Linked DNA regions of Mus musculus: region 2 is linked to region 1. The links are chromatin loops, found by intact Hi-C in ENCODE. Cell type or tissue: gastrocnemius. All regions are shown on one strand.

Region 1 (5,000 bases):
CAAGCAACAGAAAAGATGATCCAGAAATAGACATCAACCACGGTTTGTGTGTGTTGTGAGCGAACAGCTATCCCTCTAAGACACACCCTAGCCAAGCCTAAAAGGTCTTGACAAAGGTGCTGTAGTGATTCAATAAAAAAAGAACCTTCGCCGGGCACCGGGCGTGTGGCGCACACCTTTGATCCCAGCACTCCGGAGGCAGAGGCGGGCGGATTTCTGAGTTCAAGGCCAGCCTGGTCTACAGAGTGAGTTCCAAGACAGTCAGGGCTACACAGAAAAACCCTGTCTCGAAAAAACCAAACCAAACCAAAACAAAACCTTCAAGTAGTGTTAAGCAGATGGGTAGCCAGTTGAAAAGACTGAAAACTGAACTATGTCCTCTTATCACTTACAAATATTAATCCAAAACAGACTACAGGCTCAAACTGCCTTTTAGAAGCATGAGAAAAAAACTGATCATGATGGCCTTGGCCTTTAAAATCTTTTCCTGTGTGTGTTGTTAGGGTATAAACCTAGGCCTCTATGCTTGCTACATAAGTACTTACTACTGAGCTATACTCCCAACTCATTATGTGTGTTCACTTTTTCCTTTTTTGGTTTTCACAACAGGCTTTCTGTAAGGCTCTGGCTGCCCTTGAACCCCAAGATCCGACTGGCTTGCCTCTAGCGCACTGGCACTAAAGGCACGCACCACCAAGGCCTTGCTTTTCTGTTAAATACAGGGTGGCTCCCTGTAATCCAGTCTCTGACCTTGTGATCCTCTTGTTCCTGCCTCCCGAGTAACTAGGACTACAGGCCTATGCGGCCATGTTCATTCTAATTTTTGTATGACGCAGATAAGGAAATGAAAATATGGGCTGGAGAGTTGGCTCAGTGGTTAAGAGCACTGACTGCTCTTCCAGAGGTCCTGAGTTCAATCCCAGCAACCACATGGTGGCTCACATCTGTAATGGGATCTGATGCCCTCTCTGGTGTGTCTGAAGAGAGCAATAGTTTATTTATTTATTTATTTATTTTTTATTCGAGACAGGGTTTCTCTGTGTAGCCCTGGCTGTCCTCGAACCCAGAAATCTGCCTGAATCTGCCTTCCAAGTGCTGGGATTAAAGGCGGGTGCCACCCCCCACCCCCGTTTATAAATAAATCTTTAAACAAACCAAACCAAACAAAAATTACCAAATAAAGAGTTGAACTTTAAAAAAAAGAAAGAAAATGAAAATATATGCATATATTAGCAGATTTTTTTTTTTTTGACACGGGCTTCACTATATAATTCTTCACTCTCCCTTCATTCCCAGATGCCCAAGGGTTCAGTCCACTCCTGGACACTGACATCAAGTGTAGGATCTGAATTCAATCCCTTGCTCCACACTGCAAGAAGAGAACCAACTCCTTCTGACCTCCACAGACAGGCTGTGTACATCTGACCCCATCCGTATACACAAGACCTAAGTAAACAAGTATAGCTTTACAATTAGAAAGTAGCTGCCTGGTAAAGTCCAAGGGTTACACTGGCCAAGGCCTGTGGGGTTTCTGTGCAGTGCTGACCTCCCTCACAGTGCCTTGTTAGGTCATTTCAGGGCGGACTGGATGGTCTGTTAAAATGGCAATTATCACATAAAGACTCTATACTAAGAGCAAGTGCCCACATCGGCATTTGACATGGTAGAAAATGACAGCACGTCACACATATTATGGTGCCACAGGCATCTCTCAAATTAGGGCAGAAAGGACCCCACAGTGACTAGCAGAATGTGGCCAGGCTCACATACAGCCTTGTCCTGGTCATTAGGTTAGACAGACTCTTGTACATGCTACACTTGGCCTTTGTCCAAGAGCCTGGAAGATATGGTGAGAATCAAAGTGCAGAGGAAGGCTCACCGAGAGAACAGGGCATCATCCTATTGCGTGTCCACTAGGGTTGGACTGCTGGCTTCTCAAGGCAAGAGAGAGTGGCCACTACCCAGGCTCTCAGGTACCAATCCACCCTTGGAGCCTTTATAAAAACAGATTTAGGGCTGGGGAGATGGCTCAGCGGTGAAGAGCACTGACTGCTCTTCCAGAGGTCCTGGGGTTAATTTCCAGTAACCACATGGTGGCTCACAACCATATATAATGGGGTCTGATGCTCTTCTAGTGTGTCTGAAGACAGCAACAGTGTACTCACACATATAAAAAAATAAATCTTTAAAGAAAAACCAAAAAAACAAAAACAGATTAAGATTTATTTTTATGTGTATGCAGTTCCCACAGAGACCAGAAGAGGGTGCAGCATCCTTTGGAACTGGAGTTTACAACCACAAAGGTGCAGAGGGAAATAAACCCATTTCCTCTATAATAGGAGCAACAAGTGCTATTAACCACCATGAGTCATTTGTCCACGTCCCAAGTCCCCCCTCCCCTTTTTAAAACTATAGTTGTTCAGTGTGGAGGAGGAACGCCTTTAATTCCAATACTGAGAGGAAGAGGCAGGCAGTTCTCTAAATTCAAGCACAGCCTAGTCTACATAGTGAGTTGCAGGCCATTTGTGGTTACATAGTGAAACTGTTTCAAAATATAAAAAAAGAGCCAGGTGGTGGTCTTTAATCCTAGCACTTGGAAGGCAGAGACAAATGGACCCTGAGTTTGCGGCCAGCCTGGACTAAGGACAGCCAGAGTTACACAGAAAAGCCCTGTGTCAAAACAAAATAAAGAAACAACAACAACAAAAATAAATTAATAAAAAAGGAGCCAGGCCTAGTGTGCACACTTAGTTCCAGGACAGCCAGAGCTACACAGAGATTTTGTGTCTTAAAAAAAAGAAAAATAAACCAGGAGATCGTGGTATAAAAGCCTTTAATCCCAGCAGAAGCAGGTGGCTCTCTAAAGTGAGGCCAGCCTGGTCTACAGATTGAGTTCTAGGACAGCCAGGGCTTCAGAGAGAGAGACCCTGATTTGAACATCCCAACACCCCCTCCCCCAATTTTTTTTTAAAAGAAAAAAAAAACCCAATTAAGTAAATAAACAGATACACGTATTTACTTATGGGTTGGTGCACACATGCTCACTCGCATGACACAATCTGCCCGTGGCAATCGAAGGGCAGCCCCTAAATCCCTCCTCTTACCCTGAGGGTCCCTGGGAGTGAATCCCGGGTGGTTGCTAGGACTGACCCATCATCCCTCCTCCTCTGTTTTTAATTCTATTTAATTCCATTATTTAATTCTTTCGTCGCCAACCTTTCCCTAGGTAACTCTTCAAGCAAGGTCTAAAAAGTGAAGCGGAAACAAAGGCTAGGCAAGATGATTATCAGGTGCTGAGGTAGCTGGGGGGGGTGAGTGCACTTAGTTATCCCTGTTGGGATTTTTTTCATTGTTGAGTAGCTTGGCTGGCTTGGAAAAGGAACTGAGTCACCATCATGGAGTAGCAAGAAAGATATCAAAATGTCAATAAGCTCATGTACAACAGGAACCAAAGGCAGGCATGAACACACAGAGAGTCAGCCCAAGAAACGTAATACAAACGTTCAATTCCATGTGAACTTCAAATATATGTAGAAGCGGTAAATGAAAAGCGAAGCCAGGTGTGTTGGTGCGTACCCGTGACCCAAGCACTCAGCACGCAGGAGGAAGACTGCAATCTGTGTGACAAAAGTCTGAGTCTTTGAAAATAGAGGGAATGAAGGAAGAAATGGAGAGAAAAAAAATAAAAAGAAGGAAAATTAGTGAAAGCAACAGGTAAATGTTTAACTTCATTAGTTAATACCAAGTTGGAAAAGTTTCCAGTTCTTGTTCATTTGTTTTATGAGACAACGTGTTGCTGTATCAAACATGATGGTATCACTACTGTGAGCCACAGAGTCCAGGTTTAGTGATTACCTAATACCTACCTCATTTCTACAAATAAATGATACCCAAGCTAGCAGACAGGTCAGAGAAGTGTGCTGTTTCTGGAAAGTTCTAAGGAACGGGATCACAGAACCCATCTAGTGGTGGAATAGTTTCACAGACCCAAGAGAGGCACTCTGGTCTAGAAGGCTAAGTGGTCAGGCGCTGCTGCCCTTTCCACTGCACCGTGGACAGCACTGGCGTACATTGCTAGTACCGTCTCTGCCTTAACCCGATCATTTGTTTTCACGAACTTGTTCCCAATGCAGTAGCCCTGGGAGGACAGGTGCCATGGATCAGAATAGAGGACAATGATAAGCTAAGCAACTATCACAAACAAGTAGGATGGTTTCCTGGGGTTGAAAGCGACACCTCTGCCTTCAGGAGGGCAGGAGCCATGTGGTAACTGTAAACAGATCTCACAAGTCCTAGAAAGCAGAGCCTGAGATCAAAGCCCACCCCTCTTGTCCTCCCAAGGCTCCTCCTCCGCGTGCTGAGCATTTTGCACGGATCTCCCTCTTGCTGCGACACCAGAAAACAGACAGATTCAAGGTAAAGATGGAGATGAATCCATTCCCAACACCTGAGAGGGCGAAGCCTCAGCAGTTACAAGGCTCTTGCTGCTCCCAGAGAACTTGAGCTTCCTTCCCAGCACCCACATCCGGCAGCTTTCAACCATCTGTAACTCCAACTCTAAGGGATCTGACACCCTCTTCCTGCCTCCAAGGCACACATACTCGTGTGCACATAATAACCACACGCAAACACACATGCATACACATAAATCCAAAATAAAGTAAATCTTAGAGTGGGGGCTGGAGAGATGGCTCAGTGGTTAACAGCACTGACTGCTCTTCCAGAGGTCCTGAGTTCAATTCCCAGCAGCCACATGGTGGCTCACAACCATCTGTAATGAGATCTGATGCCCTCTTCTGGTGCATCATACATATAAAATAAATAAATAAATCTTTAAAAAAAAAAAAAAAGCATTAAGAGTAGGACTTTGGGTGGTGGTGCCCGGACGTCTTTAATCCCAGCACTCAGGAGTCAGAGGCAGGGGATCTCTGAGTTCAAGGGCAGCCTGGTCTACAGAGTGAGTTCCAGGACAGAGAAACACTGTCTTGAACTCCATCCTC
Region 2 (5,000 bases), 200 kb after region 1:
CTCGTCTCCTGCAGAGCCTCCAGCAGCTCTATAACAGGGCTCCTTACCTAACTCTCTGAGATGATTCTACATGTCTCTGCTCAGAGCTCCTTAAGCTGTCACAGCTTCTTTAACTCTCTTGTAGCTGGTGTGTGTGTGTGTGTGTGTGTGTGTGTGTGCGCGTGAGAGAGAGAGAGAGAGAGAGAGAGAGAGAGAGAGAGAGATTTATACATTCACGATGTGTATTTTGTATCTGGGAGTTAATAATTAAGTTGGATAAAGAATCTGTTTGCTAGCCGGGTGTGGTGGCGCACGCCTTTAATCCCAGCACTCGGGAGGCAGAGGCAGGCAGATTTCAAGGCCAGCCTGGTCTACAAAGTGAACTCCAGGTCAGCTAGGGCTACACAGAGAAACCCTGTCTCGAAAAAAAAAATCTGTTTGCTGGGGTTGGAGAGATGGCTCAGTCGGTTAAGAGCACTGACTGCTCTTCCAGAGGTCCTGAGTTCAATTCCCAGCAACCACATGGTGGCTCACAACCATCTGTAATGGGATCTGATGCCCTCTCCTGGTGTGTCTGAAGACAACTACTATGTCATAATAAATAAAATAAATCTTAAAAAATAAGAAAAGAAAAGAAAAAATAATCGGTTTGCTAACAGCCAGCTATCAAGGGAAATCAGGACTACTTGACAAATTTTTTTTTTTAATTTTTTTTTATGAATTTTATTTTATTCATTTAATTTTTTTAGATTTATTTATTTATTATATGTAAATACACTGTAGCTGTCTTCAGACACTCCAGAAGAGGGAGTCAGATCTCGTTACGGATGGTTGTGAGCCACTATGTGGTTGCTGGGATTTGAACTTCGGACCTTCGGAAGAGCAGTCGGGTGCTCTTACCCACTGAGCCATCTCACCAGCCCCTACTTGACAAATTATAGCCAACAAAATCAACATAACTTGTGAATGTATTAACTATCTATCCAATAAATTCAGACATTGAGGAAAGATACCAATGCATCTATCTGTCCATCTATGTGTCTGACATAGTGGGCTCACAACAGCTCCGTGGTGAGGTTCAGGCTAACCTGGGCTACACAACAAGATCCTGCGTGAGAAATCAAGTCATTTTTTTTTCAGGTATTTTGTGACAACAGGAAGTTAGCACTTCCCATAAAACCAGACAATATTGTTTCTTCTGCCAGGACATCTAGAATATTCTCTATCTCTTAATCCATTCAGTGGATACCGTTCATTTTTATTAATTGGCTCAAGTCTCCTTTTTAAGTGTTAATAGCCTTTGGGAAGACATGCAGAAAGATGGGCTTCTGGCATGGAGCTGGCACCTGGCAGGGCTACCTACTACCCTGGATGAGATGGGACAGCCCCATACCACATGTGAGGAACTCAAGGCCTGGATAGGACCCCAGTCCATCTGGCTCCACACCCCAGCTCCTTCTGCCTCTGTCAGATGAGTGTTGTGGCTGTTTACCCTCCTCATTTCCAAGAAGTCTATTAACCCTTTGTTCTGAGACCCTTACCTTCAGCATCCCAATGACACAAGTTCTGTGCAGCCAGCTTGGCTGGGGAGAGGGGGTGACCCTGAGCTCATATGCCTAGGATGGCCCCACAGCTGCCATGCCCTAGGGTTCAAAGGTACATTACTGGGAAGTGTCCACACTGTCCACAAAGCCACGCTGTCAGGGGAGAAAGGTCAAGGGCTCCTGCAGGGTCCTGCTCTTAGGAGGCTCCTGACCCTTGTGAGAATTGGATGAGCTGCTCTCAGCAGGAAAGCTCAGATGCTTCCAGAGAGAAAGACACCTGGACACAGCCAAGCTGCAAGGCTTGAGTCTGGAGCCTCCCTGCAGAGCAGCAACTCCTCCATCTGCTAGATTGCTGGAGCCAATGCCGTGCAGCAGGGGCATGCCTCCTTATGTCCTGGCAGGATAGCTTCGCATGGCCTGTGTGAGTGCCAGGGTCATGTGTGGGGGTCGATCTATGTGTCCAAATGTGCAGCCTTTCATTTCAAAGGCCATGGGCCACTGGTCAAGTGAAGTCTGTGGTAGCTTTGGGCTACTCTTCACTGCTGGCTACAACTACCTCCCAACCAACCATGACAGTAACTGTCTGATGACGTGCGCTACAAGAGTTGTGTGTACTTGCGGGTCTTTCCTTGGGTTTAGACCCTGAGGAGGAATGATCAGAAAGAGACGTCATGGGTGCTTTCAAGGCTTTTGCTTTCTCTAAAAACAAGTCCCTAGTAGGCAGCTGGGGAGTGGGGCTTCTCCCATCCTCTAGCCTTACCAGCCCAAAGGACCTACTGGACAATGTTTTGGCTCTCTGTGTTCTACAGCCTGCCAGCCTCACCCAGGAATGATTCACACATATTCTGGACCTGAGCTCAGTGTAGTTGACCATAGGCCCCCCAAGACCACAGAGCTCAGATGGCATAAAGCCAGTAGGTGGCTCAGGCTGGGGGCTGGGAAACCCTTTACCATCTCCTGTGATTGTTTGAGTTAAAGTGACTCTATTTTCATGGGGCTAAAATAGTGCTTGTAGTCCTGGAGCTGTTGCCGTCATTGCCATGGCGACATGGTTCTGGCAGAGCCCCCTCATCCTCCACTGGGTCTTAAGTAACCTCAGTCCTTAGGAAGGTGCAGTGGGGCCCAGTCTGTTTGCAGCGGCCTCCAGACTGGTGCAGCACAGTAGCCCAGCTGCCTTTGTGCCCATATGCTCTGACAATGCCCCGAACCTGTAACTCAGGCTTGGGTCCTGGACTCAAGCAGGCCCGAGACAGGAGCCCCACTCTGTGCTCAGCCAAGGTACAGAGAAAGAAGTGAGTATGTGTGTGTTGTTTTGCTGTAGCCTGGAATACCTGCAGGGACCTTGAGCCTTTGCCCTGCTGTTGCAGTCATGTGATCCTGGAACGGGTCCAGTGCCTCTCAGGCCTTAGGCCTGTACGCTGGGAGCACGTGACCAATAAACAAGTATAGAGCCTCGCAGGCATGTGAGGCTTGGGTGGCGATGCCTGGTGCAAAGGTAGCCACAACTGTGCCCGGTGCAGGATATAGCCCTAGAGCATGGCCTGGGCCCTCTGCACAGTTCGGCTGGTAAGTGTGTGGAAGCAGCCGAGATGTCGGTCTGTTATTTTACAGCTCTACTATACTTCTATCTAGCTCCCCTTCTTTCTAGCCTCTTGACCCAACAACCCACAGGTTTTCTTAGCTTTTCTGTCTTTGCTGACCCAGCATTACCCACATTCAAAATGTCCAGATACAACACACACACACACACACACACACACACACACACATACATACACAGACACACACACACACTCACACACACATACACATACACACATACACACACTCGCACACACACTCGCACACACATACACAGACACAGACACACACATACACTGGCACACACACACTCGCACACACATACACAGACACACACACACACTCGCACACACATACACAGACACACACACACACAGAGGAAGATTATGTCTGCACATTCAGGGACATGTGTACACTCAGTGTTATAAGGTCTAGTGTCCACAGGTTTTTATTTTCTGGACCGGTGGACTGACTACTCAGAGGGTAAAGACGCTTACCATCAACCTCATCACCATCCCTAGGTCCCACCCACATGGTAAGAATGGATTCCTACGGGTCGTCCTCTGACCTCGTGTGCACTGTTACAGGTGTACACACCCCTCTACACACACAATAAATAACAAATAGATAATATTCAAGGATGACATAATTTAATTTAATTTGGAGAGCTGCAAGATACATAGGGTTCTTGCTCACCCTTTGACTGGAAACCCCTAAGTTAAGACTTCGCATAGACATGGTATGTTTATTAGTATAGAACAACTTCCATATTATTAAGGACACATTTTATCTGGGTTTCTCAATTTTTGAACAATGTTTTTCAATATTGCATTGGCCTGGTCTCCCCCCACCCCCATGTTTCCCAGACAGTTTCTCTGTGTACCAGCCTTAGCTGTCCTAGAACTCACTTTGTAAACCAGGCTGACCTGCAAGTCACAAAGATCAGCTTGCCTCTCTCTGTCTCCCAAATGCCATGGTGTAAAGGTGTGTGCCATCACATCCAGCTCTGACCTATTTTTTTTTCAGCAGGTATTGCTAGTCCTTTTCTAGGTGAGATACACTCAGTACTTGACCTCTTAGGTGCATCACACTGCATCCTGAGAGCTGGGATTTCAGGTGTGCACAGCCAAGCCTCGTTTCTGCAGTGCTGGGGATTGAAGCCTGGCTTTCTACATTCTAGGTACTCTACGGACAGAGCTACATACTCAGGAGAACAGTCTTTATTTTTGGTTCAGATATTAAGCATAAGGTCATAATTCTTTGCAATAATTTCTGGGAGAGTTTCAATAGAGCAAATTTCCAGGTGACGTAGCAAATAAAAGACAAAATACCATTTAAGTCAAAAGAACAAAATTACTTTGTTTCTGTGGGTATTATTGAAAGTTGAACTTAGGACCTCATCATGTTCTACAGAGCCACATTTCCAATCCCACGTTTTTAGTTTTTACTATGAGTCAGAATCTTATTAAGTTGTCCGGGCTGCCTTGAACCGTCAATAATTCCTTTCTCAGTCTCTTAAACAGGTGGGAATTACAGGCTTGCGGCAAGAGGTCTGTTTTAGCAGTCCACAGATTAAAAAAAACCCAAAAAACAAAAAACACCCGAAAAACCCGGGATGATTAGCACAATTAACTGTGTAGCGGAGGGTGGGAGGAATTACCACTGGAAGAGCAGATGGCTGGATAGACGGAACTGAAGACATAGGCAACATCTTATGGGCCTGGGAGGTGAGAAGCAGGATTGTGTGGAGATGCAGACCCATGGCGCTGGGGGGTAGCCAGCCAGAGCTCAGATCATGAGGGAGTAGGGCACAGCACCCCCACCTTCTAAGACAGAACCAGGATCGAAGTAAGGAACAAAGAGCCAAGCCCTCCCTCAGCTGCGTCCCTCCTGTGC

What was found. Hi-C counts contacts between places; a loop is a spot of excess contacts. Peaks named below come from ENCODE experiments on the same cell type or tissue, not always from the same donor. Only the 100,000 strongest peaks of a DNase experiment are listed, where the experiment ranks them.
Region 2: a loop joins it to region 1, with 4 times the contacts of the local background. A loop is called at or near these places in 14 of 42 quality-filtered maps.

What each region holds. Positions count from the first base shown.
Region 1 is chr4:155,565,693-155,570,692 of GRCm38, reverse strand. The region is part of intron 1 of Nadk (NAD kinase); the gene reads right to left. Among named protein-coding and RNA genes, the nearest start is that of Nadk, 4.4 kb to the right of the region's middle. In gastrocnemius, a CTCF peak has its summit at 2,254 (motif pointing right); no DNase peak of the experiment used is centred here; H3K4me3 peaks cover 59 bases; H3K27ac peaks cover 3,882 bases.
Region 2 is chr4:155,368,885-155,373,884 of GRCm38, reverse strand. No RefSeq gene overlaps it. Among named protein-coding and RNA genes, the nearest start is that of Prkcz, 10 kb to the right of the region's middle. In gastrocnemius, no CTCF peak of the experiment used is centred here; DNase peaks (open chromatin) are centred at 1,367, 1,869, 2,470 and 2,863.